2 separate regions of the Homo sapiens genome follow, and region 1 is linked to region 2. A link is a loop called in an ENCODE intact Hi-C map of the cell type or tissue named here. Cell type or tissue: CD4-positive, alpha-beta T cell. All regions are shown on one strand. Links, peaks and the distances in the headings refer to the core of each region. The heading gives the core; the rest is flanking DNA.

Region 1 (8,335 bases), core at 84-8,083, 170 kb before region 2:
TGGAAGTTTGAAGTTACCCCAAGCTCTCTTCTACTTTTTTGCAGACCTCCAACCCCCTCATTGTTCTCCTTAAGCAGATTGTCCCCCACCCCACCCTTTTTGGAGAGTTTCTAGGATTTTATTTTGGGGGAATAAATAAATTTCTTTCCAACTGGGATGGTGGTGAAAAGGCTGTTTGTAGACTGTGGGTGGGGAAGGGTTTGAGGCCCCACTGCTGTCATGCTTGTTCGGTGGCATTTGCACCACTGGAGATGATTTTAGACAGGGTGTCAGCCCAGCAGTAAACATCATTGAAATAGAAGTCAGGTCATGACTCCCTTTTCAGTTCTTTTCTTTTTGTTTTTTTTTTTTCTTGGGGGATATGACCTTTATTGAGCTTATCCACCACAGTGGAAATAATGTCTGTACAAAGCCAAATGTTTGTTACTATAACTTCTGCATTACAATTAAAATCCAAACAGTTTTTTAAAAACAGTCAGCTCAATCAAAGCCCAGTACTTCAGAATCAATAGCTTCCTTGAAGCCACAGTATCACTTAAATATGGTTAAGACTCAAATGCAGAAATTTGGTTGGAAAGCTAATTAAACTTCCAACTTGCCCAAATAGAATTACAAAAAGACAAAATTGTGTTTTTCACAGAAATATAGTCCACTGGCATCACCAACACTGGACAGCTGTTCTTTTATTTAGAGTCCTGAGATAACAAGGAATCCAGGCATACATTAGACAGTCTTCTGTTGTCCTTTCTTCCCAATCAGAGATTTGTGGATGTGTGGAATGACACCACCACCAGCAATTGTAGCCTTGATGAGAATCCAATTCTTCATCTGCACGAATAGCAAGTTGCAAGTGACGAGGGGTAATATACACTTTACCTTTAAGTCTTTTGATGCATTTCCTGCCAGTTCAAGTCCCTCTGCGGTGAGGTACTCCAGGATGGCTGCGCTGTACACAGCGGCAGTTGCACCCACATGTCTGTGACCCGTCGTCCTAGATTTCAGGTGTTGATGAATACAGCCCTCTGGGAACTGCAAGCCGGCTCTCTGCGAGCGGGAAACCGCCTTTGTCTTGGCCTTTCCGGAGTCCTTCCCAGCCTTACCGTCAGCCATTTCGAGTTCTGCTGAAGCTCAAGCAAGGCAGAGAAAGGGCTAATCAGACCCGTGGTGAGATCCCACCATCTACTCCTTCATCGCACCGTGATTCAAACTGCCCTTTTCAGTTCTTACTATTCCTGATCGGATCAAAGAGAAAATCTTGATGTGGTGCTAGTCTGAAAGACCTCTCTAATAAAGGCTATTTTCCTATTGTAACAAAAAGAGCAGGAAGTAATATTAGTCTTTAATAACTTTGTTTTGTTATAGGTTGGTGCAAAAGTAATTGCGGTTTTTGCCATTAAAGGTAAAATGGCAATTACTTTTGTACCAACCTATATTTGTGTGTGTGTGTGTGTGTGTGTGTGTGTGTATTTTTGAGACACAGTCTCACTCTGACGCCTCAGCTGGAGTGCAGTGGTGCAATCTCGGCTCACTGCAACCTCTGCCTCCCTGGTTCAAGGGGTTCTCATTCCTCAGCCTCCGAAGTAGTAGCTAGGATTATAGATGCCCGCCACCACACCTGGCTAATTTTTGTATTTTTAGTAGAAACAGGTTTTCACCATGTTGGCCAGGCTGGTCTCAAACTCCTGAACTCAGGTGATCCGCTCACCTTGGCCTCCCAAAGTGCTGGGATTACAGGTGTGAGCCACCGTGCCCGGCCCAGTGTGTTTATTTTTATAGTTACCACCTATTAATGAGAAAGCAACACTTGTTTTCCATTTACCGTAGTGATATCAAATTTCGTTTAAAATATTTATGTAAATCATAGGTGATTTAAAGAAAAATATTAATAACAGGATCAGGGCAGGCAGAAACTGGTGCTGTAGTGGTAATGCCTGCAGTTTGAGAAATGCCCTCAATTCTCCCGAAGATTGTTCATATTCCTCCCCAGGTCTTGGTATTTGTTGATTCTTTCTCTGGACTCAGTTGAAAGGACACATTTCGCTGGTGTTTTGAGGGTTCTTTTATTTTGAAACAACTTTGGAAGGGCGGGAACGTGGACAGGTGTCCTGGGTCTGCTGTCTTAGACTGGAATTTTACCTGGTGGTCTTCTTGGTTTTGTCGTTTTTGTTGGACTCTTTTCTTTTTTCTTTTTTTTTTTTTGAGACGAAGTCTTGCCCTTGTCCCCCAGGCTGGAGTGCAGTGGTGCGATCTTGGCTCACTGCAAACTCTGCCTCTTGGGTTCAAGTGATTCTCCTGCCTCAGCCTCCCGAGTAGCTGGGATTACAGGCGCCTGCCACCATGACCGGCTAATTTTTGTATTTTTAGTAGAAACGGGGTTTCACCATGTTGGCCAGGCTGGTCTCGAACACCTGACCTTGGGTGATCTGCCTGCCTCGGCCTCCCAAAGTGCTGGGATCACAGGCGTGAGCCACGGCGCCTGGCCTCTTTCCTCGTTTTCGAATTAATTTTAGTGTTTGGGGTTTTAGTGGGGCTTGTTCCCCACTTCAGCTAGGCCGTTGCTCAGCGTCAGTGGCTGGAGATGTTGGCAGAGTCAGTCCCTCCATCCATTAGGTGCTGAAGGGCCACTCAGAAGCCCAAACTTGCAAGGGTTTTTCTGCTCGGATCTCTTACGCTTTTCTCCCAGGGAGAGGTCCCGTGGCTCATCAGAGCTTTAAAAACCAGACTTGGGTTTCTCCACCATGCAGGCGTGTGTTCTGCCTGCCCTCTTTCTCCAACCCAGACCCACGTAGGCTATGCTGAAACTCTGTGGAGGCAGACCCTCTTGTGTGGCCTGGGGACGTTCCAGCACCATCTTTGTAGCTCGGGCAGCCTTACTTGTCACCCTGTTTGGTTGAGTCCGACTTCTTGGGTCCTTGAACACAGGGAGGCACCCCGGCTTGGGGCCAGCTGTTACCCGCGCTCGCCCTGGCATGCAGCCCTCTGGTGTCTCAGCTGCGCTGATGGGTGCCCACCCCGCGGTGCTTCTCCAGGCCCCAGGCGTTTCCTTTGGTCTCTGTGGAGGTTGTGGGGGGCAGGTTGGAGAGGAGAGTTACTTGCCAGCACTTTAAAATTGGCTTATTTCAGACCTAAATTCAAGGTGTCTGTGATGTCCTGAGGCGGATGATCTGGCAGCCTCAGGGCCGAGTTGTTAGGTGGGTGGCAGCGTCCACCGAGCTCGTGCCCACCTTCTTGCCATCGACTCCCCCATTTCACTGCCTGCCTGGCCTCTGTAGGCACTTGAATTTACAACACGTTTTCTTGCCACTAACCACGCATTTCCCCACTTGAAAAGTATTATTTCTTCTCTCTTACAGTTTATCACATGGTCCAGAACTTTCTGTAAGCGTCCTGATTTACTTTATTTAGAGTTATTCCAACTGTTAACTGATTTATCCCATATTTGTGTGTTACAGTCATAATTTTTTAAACTTATTTTGGCTTTTAAAATTATTATTTCATTATAATTACATTTCTTGTCTAATTAGTACTTTTAGTAATTACTGCTTTTTACATTTAATCATAGTGTTAATGTTTGTATAAAATCTCCCTAAGAAGTATAAACCCAACTGGTGGCCACCACAGTGGTGGGACCAAAATGAACATTTAGGTGCCCAGTGCCTTTGCTGACTTGCAGATTTGAAACACTTTTCTCTGGCATGCAGGCCTCTGTGTTTGGTGCTGTTTCAGGACTAGGATTTTAAATTTTACAGCTCACTCTTTCCTCCCCTCTAATTCACACTGTTTAAGTATTTTAGATGTGGAGCACATTTTTTGTATCTAGAGGGTAAGTCCTTCTCTTTCCTGACCTTTTTTTTTTTTTCCCTGGAAACTTCTTAGCACTTTCTCCTGCTTATTTTCCTGATAAACTGTATAACTCTTGCTTCGATAACAAGTGTTTATTGGCTGCTGTCCTGAGCCAGGCACTCTGCCCGGTTGTCTGGGGACCTGTATGAGGAGCGGTCAGTGTGGCAGGTGTCCAGTGTCATTGAATTCTCCTCAATGCATTAGGGACAGGAGCTGATTGATGGATGGCTTCCAGTGTTTTACTTCTAAACACTGTAGGGAAACAGCTGTAACAAAAATAAACCTGGAACCTTTTGATCCCTGGACAGTCTTTGTTGAGACGATCACCAGGAGGCACTCATTCCTCCTTAACGTGGTCACCGAATCTAAGTTTCATTAAGTTTTCTTTTAGGAAGTCCAGAGACTTGAGGAATAAATCATAGTGGAAGTGCAAGGTGTCTCTTGCAAGGCATGGGTTTACTGTGCTTTTGTGGATTTCTGCCCTTAGTTTTGGTTTAGCTCCTTTCTGATGAAAAACTTTATGAGAAAGTTACTTTATGAGACACCAAGTCACCCCATTCTTGTGAGAACCCTGAGAAGTTTACCAAATAGTTAAGTAGTCAGACATAGGAAAACCAATGTTGTGGTAGGATATGGCGGCTCCTCCTCTCAAGGGTGTGAACCATACAGGGCTTTTTGATGTGTGTATTTTTACATGCGTGACTTGTGGAGGCAGGCAGAGTTTCTGGGTTGCTCCCCTACCTGTCTGTCTTCAGCTAGAATGCTTCTGTAACAGCCCACAGGACTAAGCTTTGCAAGGCCTGTGGTTAGTGTCTCCAGTACCCAAAAGATACATATTTTTATTCAGTTAAAATTGGCCATTTTAACCATTTAAAAATGTTCACTTATTGACTTCCAGTACATTTACATTGTTGTGCAATTAACAGCAACCACAATTTAATTGCAGAACATTTTATCACGCCAGAAAGAAACGGAGTGCCCATTAAGCCAGGCTTGTCCACCCTGCAGCCCATGGGCCATATGCGACCCAAGACAGCTTTGAATGCAGCCCAACACAAATTTGTAAACTTTCTTAAAACATTCTGAGATTTTTTTCAATTTTTTTAAGCTTATCAACTATTGTTAGTGTTAGTGTACTTTATGTGTGGCCCAAGATAATTCTTCTTTTCCAGTGTGGCCCAGGGAAACCAAAAGATTAGACATCCCTGTATTAAGCCGTCATGCCCTATTACCTTCTCCCAACTGTCCCTGACAAACACTAATCTGCTTTCAGTCTGTATGGATTTTTAAATTCTGGACATTTCATATAAGTGGAGTCATATAGTACATAACTTTATATGACTGGCTTTTTTTCACTTAGCATAATGTTTTTGAGGTTCATCTATGTTGTAGCATGTATCAGGATCCATTCCTCTTATGACTGAATAATATTCTATTGTATGGATATACATTTTGTTCATTTGTTGATGGACATTGGTTTGTATCCACTTTTTGTGTTATGATAATGCTACTATGAACATTTGTATGTAGGTTTTTGTGGAAAAAAAAATCCTGTGTTTTCAGTTTTCTTGGGTATATTCCTCAGAGTGGAATTGCTAGGTCATGTCATAATTCTGTGCTTGACGTTTTGTGGAACCAAAAAGATATATCTTAAGTATTAAAATAGTACACATATAAAGTTATCATAGTTCCTTCTTATATATTAGAAAGAAATGGTTTCTTTATAGTCAGGCAGAACCAAGTTCAAATCCCAGCCCCTCTACTAACTAGCTGTGACCTTCAGTGAGTTATTTAGCCTTTCTTAGTTTATTTCTTCACCTAGAGAATGCTGATAATTAATTCGTGCTTCAGGGCTATTATAGTAATTCACTGAGATGGTATTACATGTAAAGTGCTTTTATTAGCACAGTGCCTGGCATAAAATAATCCACATATACTGTAATATTTATTTTAGGATAATACGTAGTCACCCAAGCCTGATTAGTATTTATTGCCTCAAAGAAATGACTATGTACTTAGGTCAAACCAAAGAGAAATCAGACCCAAAAGGAATTCTTAAACTTTATATTTTTATATTATCTTTGCCAGAGAGGTATTTTGCATTTTTACTTTTAGATTAATGCGTTGTCTGTTATTCTCAAAATTTGTAGCATCCCTGTTTTCAAAGGTAAAAGGATCTCCTGCAGAGAAGTGACTTTTTCTTAACCTTCTGTTTGATCTCTGCTTGGGTTCTGTGCGTATGAACCACTTCCTGGCTCTGCTCACAGAGAGGCCGAAGATTACTAGTGACTTGCCCCATCTCAGTGCATAAGGATTCACCATATGGATCTTTTTCTTGAATTAGTAACTAGTTACAAATTATTTTTTCTAATTGTCAAAATCGATTTTTTTTTGGTAAAAAATTAAGATCTCCCATGAACAGACCAGAGATTATCTCTGTTAATATTTTGGTAGATGCTTTTTTAAAAAAAGTATTTATATATTATTTTTGTATAATAATACCACTAGAATATTTTGCGCTTACTATTTAGGAACATCTTTCCAAGGTACAAAATATTTTTCTACAACCTATTGCTTAATGTTGAATATTATCCCATTTTTATGGATAGAACATAATTTACCCATTTCCCAATTAGATATTCATATTGTTTCTGGTCTTTTCACTATTATAAACAGTGCTGCGATGAACATTGTTGTAGCAGAATCTTTGTGCACATTTATGATAATTACTTTGGGCTAAATTCCTAGAAATGGATTTCTTGGATCTGTGTTGCAACCTCCACAAACTGCAGTCTTTTTATATTTCGTTCACAATTACATTTACTTTTGTTACACAGGGCACTACTTTGATTTCTATTAGTGCTGTTTGTGATTGTGTATGTCTTTCACTTGAAATCCACCATGAAGGTGAAAATTTGTTTGAACCGTGGCACTATATGGCAGTGCAGTGTAGTCAGTTGTGTTTGTAGTCCGGATTATCAGAGCTTGAATTCTGGTTCTGCTGCTCACTAGCTTCTTCTTGCACACTGTTTCAGTGTACTCAGCCTCACCTTTTATTTTATTTCTACAGAGTCCCATTTGGTGTGTAAGCTGGTTTTTTGTTCCTATTTCTGTGTTCCTCCCATGGGGCTTCTTTTCTATGGCCACTCTAGACCATTGAGGATGGAAGCTGATGGATAAAAATGCTGCCCTGTTCCACCTGGGATGGTAGTTGAGACACATTCACAAGGCTTCTCGGAAAGTCCTGCAGGTTCCAGCACCTGTCAGAAACATCTGTCACTCATGGTGATCGCCTACTTGACAGTGCCCTTCTTTGGACTCTTCCTCTGTTTCGCTCCCCGTGTCCTTCACTACTGCTCCCTGGGATCACATTCCAAAATAAAGTCCCTGCCTGGAAGCCTTTGTCTCACCTTTTACTCTTAGAGGAACCCCGGCTAAGACATTTTCTAGTCATGGATAGGTAATGTACTCTCCGAGTCACAGTTTTGTCTTCTGTATAAATCTGAGAAGAGTGATGTCTGCCTCATAGGGTTATTTTGAGGTTTAAACCGTGTAAGTAATTCATTCACCACATAGTTACTGAAAGGCAACTGTGTGCTAAGTGGTGGCATTCTGGCTATGGGGATATGGCAGTGAGCAAGACAACTAGGACCCTGTCTTCACAGGGTTTACATTCTGATGAAGGAGACGGACAAAGAAGCAAACAAAGAATTTCAAGTAGTAAAGAATGCCACAGAGTAAATTAACCAGGATGATGCACTCAAAAGCAAAAAATCACGATGGAAGGCCACTCTGAGGAGGTGCTCTTAGAAATGAGGACTCAATGGTGAGAATAAGCTGGACGTGGGAAGAACATTTTGGGTAGAGAGAGTAACAGGCACATAGGCCCTGTAGTGGGAGTGGCAGGAGCAAAGTAGCACACATAAAGTGTGATGCTAATACCTCCACTTCCTAAGTGCTTAATAAATGTTGGTTGGTATTAGTAGTTACTAGTTGGTTATATTAGTAATTAATAATTGAGGTTAGATCAAAGGGGTAGCCCATTGGTAATTACATAGCAGTAAGTGGTCAGTTTAGCCTTATGGATTGATGACAAATTGGTTTCATAGAATAAGCAGTAATTGGGCAGGATGAGAATGGTTTCATAGTATACTTTAACTTGTTGATATGGTAAATTACATTGATTTGCTTTGCATTCCCAGGATAAGCATTATTTGGTCATGATGTATTCTTTTTATATAATGCTAGGTTTGATTTACTGATGTTTTGTTGAGAATTTTGCATCTGTTAATACGTTCATAAAGTATATTGGTCTATTTTTTGCCTTTTAATATCTTTGCATGGCTTTGCTAACAGTGTAACACTGGCTTCATAACATGAGTTGGAAAGTGTTCTCTATTTTTCTGTGTTGTAACAGAGTTTGTATAGAATTGGTATTTAAATGCTTGGTAGAATTCTCCCCTGAAGCCATCAGACTTGGAGTTTTCTTTGT
Region 2 (8,335 bases), core at 137-8,136:
GCTCTCTTCTGCCAAGACCTGTGAAAAGCCAGTCTTAGTTGTCAAAACCAGCACCGCGGCACATGTCGTTCATGTCTGAGAGAATGAACTCAGAAGGAAGTCTCGTGTACATAGAAAGCTTTCGTTCTTACTCTAGGATGTCACCTACGTGACTTACAACCCAGCCCAGCCATCCCAGACCTAAGGGGTTCTTCCCTCTCCAGGGCAGGGCCTGCATGCAGTCCATGCTGCTGCCCTGTGTTGGTGACCTGTGTGTAGCCAGCCCATTATCAGCATCCTGTGGATTCCAAACCAAATGTATCATCAGTGGAGGGAGAGCTCAAGTGCCAGGTGGAGCTGTGGCCTAAAGTCACACTTCATCACTCCAGATTATGAATCGTCATTTGCCAGATCTCCAAATTGCTGAGTGTGGACAGCAAATGGATTCGTTTGTGCTGGCTGGGTGCAAAGAAGCAGCCAGTCCTCAGCTGCACTTGAAGTACTACAGGTAGTAGTAAAGGTAGCTTTTCCAAGCCGTTTAAATAAACGTCATTAAGAGTGGCCAAGTTGTTTGGGGGCCATGGCATCATGGTGGTGGATAGTAGGTGGAAGGAAGGCAGGCCAGCTCCCGTTTGGCCTGAGTTATCTCCACCAATGACAATGGTCCTTAACTGGAGGGAACATCATACAGGTTATTTCCACCCAAGATTGGAAAGACCACCTTGATCAGAGAGAGTTTTCCTTCCACATGACACATATCCAGCCTGAGTCCTCCAGCCCCTCTCCCTGCACAACCTGATGGAGGCTTGAGAAAGCACAGGGAGGAACACTTAGCTTGAAAATGTTCCTAAGGAAAAGGAAAGTGTGAATTCTGAGAACCAAGTGGCAGAATTGAAGTTTCACATCTGGCAAAAGCTTAAACAGATTATTATCAAATAGATGGTTTGTGAACGTTGAAAAGACAGCTGTGGTCTAGGACACCAAACCAATCCTGTTGGCAAGAGATCACCAAGACCTTTGACAACATCTCATCAGCTTATGAGAGATGTTGGTGACATGCAGAATGGATAATGATAGTGCAATGAAGTGGGTTTGAAACTGATTAAAAATGTTGATTAACCCCTTGAACACAGAGTTCTGGGCTCTTTGACCTGACGTGTTTGACATTTTCATCAATAATAACTTGAACAAAGTTGTAGAGGTTTACTAATCAAATTTAGGCATGATACAAGTTTGAGGGAGATGATTAACAGTAGATAACAAAATGAGAATTGAAAATAATTCATTTTGGTTGACTGGAAAATGATCAGATGGAATTTAACAGAGATATGTAGAGTCCTAGACTTAAAAGGTCAGGTAGGATTTGAGAGACCTGACTTGACAGCATTTTATGTGAAAATTCCTGAGTGTTTTCAGCAGGCCCAGCTTAACTGGCCACACCAGTGATGCAGCTCCTTACACAAGTGCATGCACAGGCACACACAACACATATGCACACTACTAATGCATTCCTCTGCTCTCATTGAAGCTAAGGGCCCAGACTGTTGGAGGGCAGTGGCCTCACTGCCCTGGTGAGACCACACCCGTGGTGTCACACTCAGTTCTGGGCGCGGTGTTCTGAGACGGTGTGCACAAATGGGAGGGGATGGGCTGAAAGGAACTGGATCCTGAAACACAGGAATGAGCAAAGGCAGCCACAGCCCTCATACTGGGAGTTCACAGTGGTGGGGAGAAGCTATCACCCCACAGACACAGCTGCAGGGAGCCCAGGACAGAAGGCAGTGGGGCAATGAGGACTTCGCTCTGGGGGCCTTCTAGTCTGGGAGACATGGAAAAAGGCAGGGGCCCCAAGACCCACCAGGGGAAGAGGAGTCATCAGGCTCAGGGCAGAGGGCAGAGACAGCAACACAGCAGAACAAGCCACGGTACCCACAGGCCTGGGTGGGGGCCGAGAAAAGCCAGTGGGTTGAGGGAGGAAGGAGAGGGCTGTCACACCCGCAAAGTGCTTTATGTAGGAAAAGAGAATAGGGTTGTTCTCGGTTACTTCAAAGGGCAAAATCAAGAGCTGTGGCATTGTGTGGATGGCAGCTTGTGAGGGGCAGAACACCAGGGTGGCAGCATTCTCAGCCACCTGGCAGTGAGGCCAGGGCACTCAGCCACAGCTGATGTGCATATGATGCATTAGTAGTGTGCATGTGTGTGTGTGTGCCTGTGCACGCTCTTGTGTAAGGAGCTGCATCACTGGTGTGGCCAGTTAAGCTGGGCCTGCTGAAAACACTCAGGAATTTTCACATAAAATGCTCTCGAGTCAGGTCTCTCAAATCCTGCCTGACCTTTTAAGTCTAGGACAGTACATATCTCTGTTAAATTCCATCTGATCATTTTCCAGCCAACCAAATGAATTCTTTTCAATTCTAGTTTTGTTAGCTACTGTTTTTTGTTTTTTGTTTTTTTTATCTACGACACTCTCTCCTCTGGTGGGAAAACAAACTAGAAGGTTTCTGCCTTTGCTCTACGCTGTCCACCAGCCCTGGGCAGCTGAGCATGAATCACCTGAGGGCGCCATAGTGTCCCAGGTGCTGGGCATCTTGCTGCTCCAGGACAGCCCTCCCCACCGCAAGGCATTTGGAAGACACCTGGCAGCCCTTCTTGGCTTCCTAGCCAGGGCTGTGCGTCAGTCCCCGTGCTAAGGGTTGAAAGCAACGTTCCGGGGAGGAGCACGCTCACTGCGTGCATTTGTAAGCCTAGTCCTCACCCACTGAGTGGTCCCATGACATGGGCGGCACCCCCCGTTTGGAAAAGCCCTGGCTGGACTCCAGCTTCTGAGCAGTGTCCACTGCGTGTCCCTGTTGGCCCTCAACTCTTCCCTAAGGCTTTTGGGGGAGGAGGGTCTGGGTGTCTGGGCCTGGGTGGTCACTGGGAGGTTCCCTCCCCCACCTGCCTCTCTACTCTCTGCACCTTCTTCCTCACCTTGCTGAGTCCTTAGGTTAATTTTGCTCAGAATATCCAGAGTTAGCCACTAGGCTGCGGGTGAAGTGGGATAGAGAGGAAGAACAGCAGGCTTTCTGGAGCCACATGCCCAGGCCCATGCCCGGCCCCTCCTCCAGCCACCCCATGCCATAGTCCCCATTCACACCCACTGAGTCCCCTGAGCAGAGGAAGGGGTGGTGATACTGGGCCCCTTCTCTTTCCACCATGTAGCACCAAGTAGCTCGCTCTCTTTCGGAAAGAAAAATTGGAAACTCTGACTAAGTCCTCAGGTGAACCCACAAAAGCCTCTTTAATGCGCAAGTGGCTAAAAAACTCAACATGTACAAGACTGTTGACTTTGATGAGGTGTTACTGCAAGTGCAGTTTATTTTAATATAAGTACAAAAAAAATGTATTCCTGTGGCAATCTGGGGCCATGAATATTTTTGTAATATATTCTTAATTGGGAAAAAAGGTTGCAAATAAGCTTTAGTAACATTGCCAATTTCAATACTGGAGACTGCCTGTAGAGAAAAGTACAGGAAATCTCCGTATTCACAGAATCAGGATTTGTGGTCAAAAACAATGCATGCTTGTTCCTCCCTGCTTCTGGTGGCTTTCACTGCCTCCTTCCTCAGTTGCTGCCCCAGGCTCAGCCCCACTTTGCTGCCTGCGTAAGCCCCAGGCTGCAAGTGGCACAGCTGTCAAAGTAGTCTGAGCACCCAAAGGCAGGCAGTTCTGTGGCAGTGACGCCAGGAGTGCGATGCCAGGGCCGAGCATGGCAGTGACGCCAGGAGTGTGATGCCAGGGCTGAGCGTGGCAGTGACGCCAGGAGTGTGATGCCAGGGCTGAGCGTGGCAGTGACGCCAGGAGTGTGATGCCAGGGCCGAGCGTGGCAGTGATGCCAGGAGTGCGATGCCAGGGCTGAGCATGGGTCACCACCATAGGGAATCAAACGACGCTGAGTCGTGTGTCCTCGCAGTGAGCCTGGGCAGCTCATGCCGACCTGCTTCCAAGGCCTGGTCCCAGTAGGCCACTTTACCCTCAGAAGCCCTGTGTCCTTGTCTGTAGAATGAGGGTTATGTGCGATCATGCATATATATTGGCTACACATAGTGAACATTGAAAAATTTGTACCTGGTATAACTTTTAAGTATCAGATTCCATATTGAAATGAAAATTGGTTTTTTTGTAAACAGTTTTGACCTTTGCCACAAGGCTCACATGAAGAACATTTGGGGCCCAGGGATAAGCGGCAATGTCAGCGCCCTCAGGTTTCTGCGTTTTCTCTGCCTGCAGGTCGCCCGGCTCATGGAGATGGGATTTTCCAGAGGTGATGCTTTGGAAGCCCTGAGAGCTTCAAACAATGACCTCAATGTCGCCACCAACTTCCTGCTGCAGCACTGATAGTCCCAGGCCAACACTGGGACCGGACCGGCAGCCGAGTGACAGTGCGTGGTCCCCACCATCAGATCAGCCCGGGGACCGAGCATCTCTGGTGCTGATGTTCTTGTGGGAAGAGGGAGGTTCCACCGCACCCCTGCCCTCAACCGCAAGACTGTTGCCGTTTTAGTGTGGAGATAAGTTTGCCATTACATTAGCATGTATTTTCTATCTATATTTTTTATTGGGCATTTTCCCTAGGTTGGAGAGTCAGCACTCGTTTTGAATGTGTTTAAAATGCATTAAAATGGAAGATTTCTGCAGGCAGTTGAATGGCACTCCAGATGGGGAATTGCTGTAACCCTCTTACTGTAACATGTCATCTCCTGCGTCGTGATGGGGAGAGGGTAATGTTACTTCACAAAGGACATGTCAGATCCTTCTTCATGGACTTTTTTAGTTACTGTTTTTTCTCTCAAACTTGTTTTCGAATCTCCTGGGAGTGAGGGAGAAACAGGGAGCTGAATCCTCCCCCAAGCTGTTCCAGGCCAGAGGACTCTGCAGTACCTTCTCCTACATCTAGTAACAAAGAATGGTGATAACCATGCACTGGTTCAAGGTTCTGGAGTTCTCCATGAAACTTGGGTTAATTTTGCTCAGAGTATCCAGAGTTAGCCACTAGGCTGCGGGTGAAATGGGATGGAGAAGAACAACAGCAGGCTTCCTGGAGCCACATGGGCTGACTAGGGCACTCTGTGGCTGGCCTGGCATGGGCTCAGCCCAGGAAGAGGAGAAACGATCCCTTGCCTGCCCCTCCCTGTGGCAGGGCTAACTGCCTGGCCCTCCTGGCTCGCAGCCAGCCAGCCCCCTGGCAGCAGGTTCTCCTCAGGGCTTGGGTCTTCAACCTGTGGCGACAGGAGGCAGGGCAGACTGTGGAGGACAGGATGCAGGTCAGGGAGAGGGAAGGCAGGGGTGGACCGCCATGAGCATGAAAAGACCCGAAGCAAGTTGACTCTTGCAATGTGCAACTGTTATGTTCTGCAAAATGAGCAACGATGTATCAAATTGATGCAAATTTAGATGTTGATACTTACAATAAAGTTTTTAATGTGTTTTACTCTTCAGTATTTTTCTATCAGACTTGTACAAATAAAGCCTTGTTCCAGGCTATACATATTTACCAGTCAACCAAATCCTCCGCACTGCTCGTCTTTCTTCAGACGACTGGGTGCTCATTTGAAGTGAGTGAAGTGCTTTTGTTCCTGTAAGTAGCACTGCCCACAGTGGCATTACCTGTGCAAACCTGGAAGCTCGGCCTCACTGAGGCTGCCTGGGGCCACTAGCTGCTCAGAGGGGGGTCGAGGTGACTTTCTTGGAGCCCAGCTGGTCCCACGCACAAGCCCCTCCTTGAATCTGAATTGCGCCATCTCGGGTTGCAAGGAACAGTTGATGGTGGTGGAGATGTCCCTGACTTCATTCCCTAACTAGGCCACAGTCAACACCTCCTGAGTGCTGAGCAAAGCCGTGTGTGTCTGACCTCTGAGGCAAACCAAAATCCACTCTCTGTGTTCCCCGTGCAAAGGAGCACAGGCAGAGAACACCCAAAAATACACCCCCTCCTCCATGCTACCCCTTTAAACAGCACCTAGCCAAGTAAAACCAAACCAGAGGCAAAGGTATCCCTTGGAGACGGGGGCAGCAAATAGCCCCTTTGCAAGTAGCTAATTAGAGGCCTTGATTCACACTTGCCAGCTGTTCTTGAGTGTTTGCTAATCAGGATTCCCTTTGGAATGAGATTGTATTTTGGAGACCTTTGTCCTGCCCACAGGAACCTCAGTGACCCTCTATGTTGGTTGTTTAGAGAGTAGAGGATTGAGGACCTAAATAGTGGCAGAGCTGGGAGACAACTACAGGCTTGGTTTGTTCTCTTTAGTTCTTTCAGCCTCTTTCCCAGTTCCTTACAGCTGCCAAGTCCTCGCCTTTGCAGTGGTGGCCCGTGGTTCTCCATCCTTGTCATGCAACTACCAGGCCACTCTCCCTCCATCACCACCCTCTGGACACACACACACACACACACACACACACACAACACGCCTGCCTTTTCACGCTTGACCATGTTTTCTGTCTTACTGGGGTTCGCGTTGCTCACCCACTCTTGCTTCCTGCAAATATTGACACAAAAACATCTACACAGACATTCCCCGCAGAAGTTTGAATACCTGAGAGCTTCCACACCTCTTGTCAAGACACTGGGACTCTTTTTTCAGGCCGATGGCACCCCCAAGGAAGACCTGCGGAGCCATCCCAGCCAGAGGAGGGCGCCAGTGAGCCACTTGACTGGGCTTCCTGAGGTCTAGAAAAGGTTTAGCCTTTTGATTTTGTGCACGTGGTAACAGATGGGGCTTAATTTTTGGGTGAGCAGATTCTAGATTGTGAATTGAGAAGGTAAGATTTTCCATAGTGACCCCCTGCTCCTGACATTAAGGAAAGCCTGCCTGTGAAGTTCTGATTTGTAAAGCTAGGGTGAGTTTGGGTTAGAAAGGTGGAGATGTTAGGGAAATTGAGTACAAAATTGTGAACACATTCCAGTGTCATTTAGAATATTCTGTGAGTCCCTGAGTTTACGTTCCTACAATTGTTCTTAAGTTGAAATGGAAGTGTCTAAAACCATAGACTTAAGAATTTTATCTTAACCTGAGAGCTTACCTGATACTTAATTTGTGAGAATCAGGAGTATTTTCTTCGCTTCCAAGTTCCCCTAACCAATAGTGTTTTTGTAAAGGGGTGGACCAAGAACGCCAAAATGGGCTTTACAGCTCAGACTAAAATTCCAGCTCTGAGACTGAAATCTTACACATGATAAAAATTGCCAGAAGCATGTGAATTTATAACCTGCCAATACAGCCCTGTCTGATGGAGAAACAACCCCACTAGCTACATTGTAACAATGCCACGGATAGACTTGGGGTTCAGGTAGAAGGGCTGGACAATGCCATGAATAGACTTGGGGTTCAGGTAGAAGGGCTGGGGGAAGTGATCACTGGATGTTGGAAATCAATCTGAACAGAGGCGGGGACTAGAGAGTCAAATCACAAGTCTTGCTCTTGGGATGATGGAGTAAATTGATGACCAGGAATTAGGAGAGAGGAGGGCTGGGGATGGAACCCTGAGGAACTCGGCATCTGGAGTGGAGGAAGAGGTGGAGAGGTGGCAGGAGTATCAGGAGAGGGCAGCCCAGGCTGGGATGTGGGAGTGTCAAGGATTGGGGGGCGGCACTACTGCTGGGAAGGGCCTGGGCGAGGGCAGAGTGGTGGCGGCTTCCAGAGGAAATGTAAAGACTAGTGAGAAAGCGGAGGTGGGGCACAGGCTCAACCAGGGCACTTGGCAGTGGGGAAGGGGAGAGCCAGGGACAGGGACCGTGAGATCCAGGCCCAGAATGGGGTGCACTCAGGAGCCACGAAGCGGGGCACCGCAGAAACCGGAAGCATCCTTCATTCAGTCCCCTGGAACTAGAGGAAGGAGAAAATGAAGGTCGAAGTGAGGACCGAAGGCGAGGAAGCTCCTGTCCTGGAGTCTCTAGCTCCCTAAGAGGAGGGCCTGGGGGCTAACAGAGAGCAGATGGACGTCTTCAAATGAGAGAAACACGAAGGATCTACATTGGCTAGAAACAATAGCTTTGGCCTCTTTTTTATTTTATTTTACTTTATTTTATTTTTGTTTTGAGACACAGTTTCACTCTTGCCCAGGTTGGAGTGCAGTAGTGCCATCTTGGCTCACTACAACCTCTGCCTCCCAGGTTCAAGCAATTCTCCTTCCTTAGCCTCCCAAGTAGCTGGGATTACAAGCGCACACCACTACACCCAGCTAATTTTTGTATTTTTAGTAGAAACGAGGTTTCACCATGTTGGCCAGGCTGGTCTTGAACTCCTGACCTCAGGTGACCCGCCCCTCGGCCTCCCAAAGTGCTGGGGTTACAGGTGTGAGCCACCGTGCCCGGCCCTCT

Evidence for each region. A loop is a pair of places that touch in the nucleus more often than their neighbours do. Peaks named below come from ENCODE experiments on the same cell type or tissue, not always from the same donor. Only the 100,000 strongest peaks of a DNase experiment are listed, where the experiment ranks them.
Region 1: a loop joins it to region 2, with 2.3 times the contacts of the local background. A loop is called at or near these places in 6 of 110 quality-filtered maps.

The regions. Positions count from the first base shown.
Region 1 is chr13:99,214,649-99,222,983 of GRCh38, forward strand. All of the region lies in intron 1 of UBAC2 (UBA domain containing 2), which reads left to right. It also overlaps the pseudogene H2AZP3. Among named protein-coding and RNA genes, the nearest start is that of UBAC2, 18 kb to the left of the region's middle. In CD4-positive, alpha-beta T cell, for the core only: no CTCF peak of the experiment used is centred there; DNase peaks (open chromatin) are centred at 953, 2,963, 4,533 and 6,093; H3K4me3 peaks cover 4,740 bases; H3K27ac peaks cover 5,754 bases.
Region 2 is chr13:99,380,980-99,389,314 of GRCh38, forward strand. UBAC2 (UBA domain containing 2) reads left to right here. Exons shown (of 9, transcript NM_001144072.2): 9 at 4,249-5,525. The coding sequence ends at 4,356. Among named protein-coding and RNA genes, the nearest start is that of MIR623, 29 kb to the left of the region's middle. RefSeq lists a silencer at 2,356-2,650 and an enhancer at 4,378-4,996. In CD4-positive, alpha-beta T cell, for the core only: a CTCF peak has its summit at 6,641 (motif pointing right); DNase peaks (open chromatin) are centred at 2,012, 3,242, 3,652, 6,652 and 3 weaker places; H3K27ac peaks cover 6,765 bases.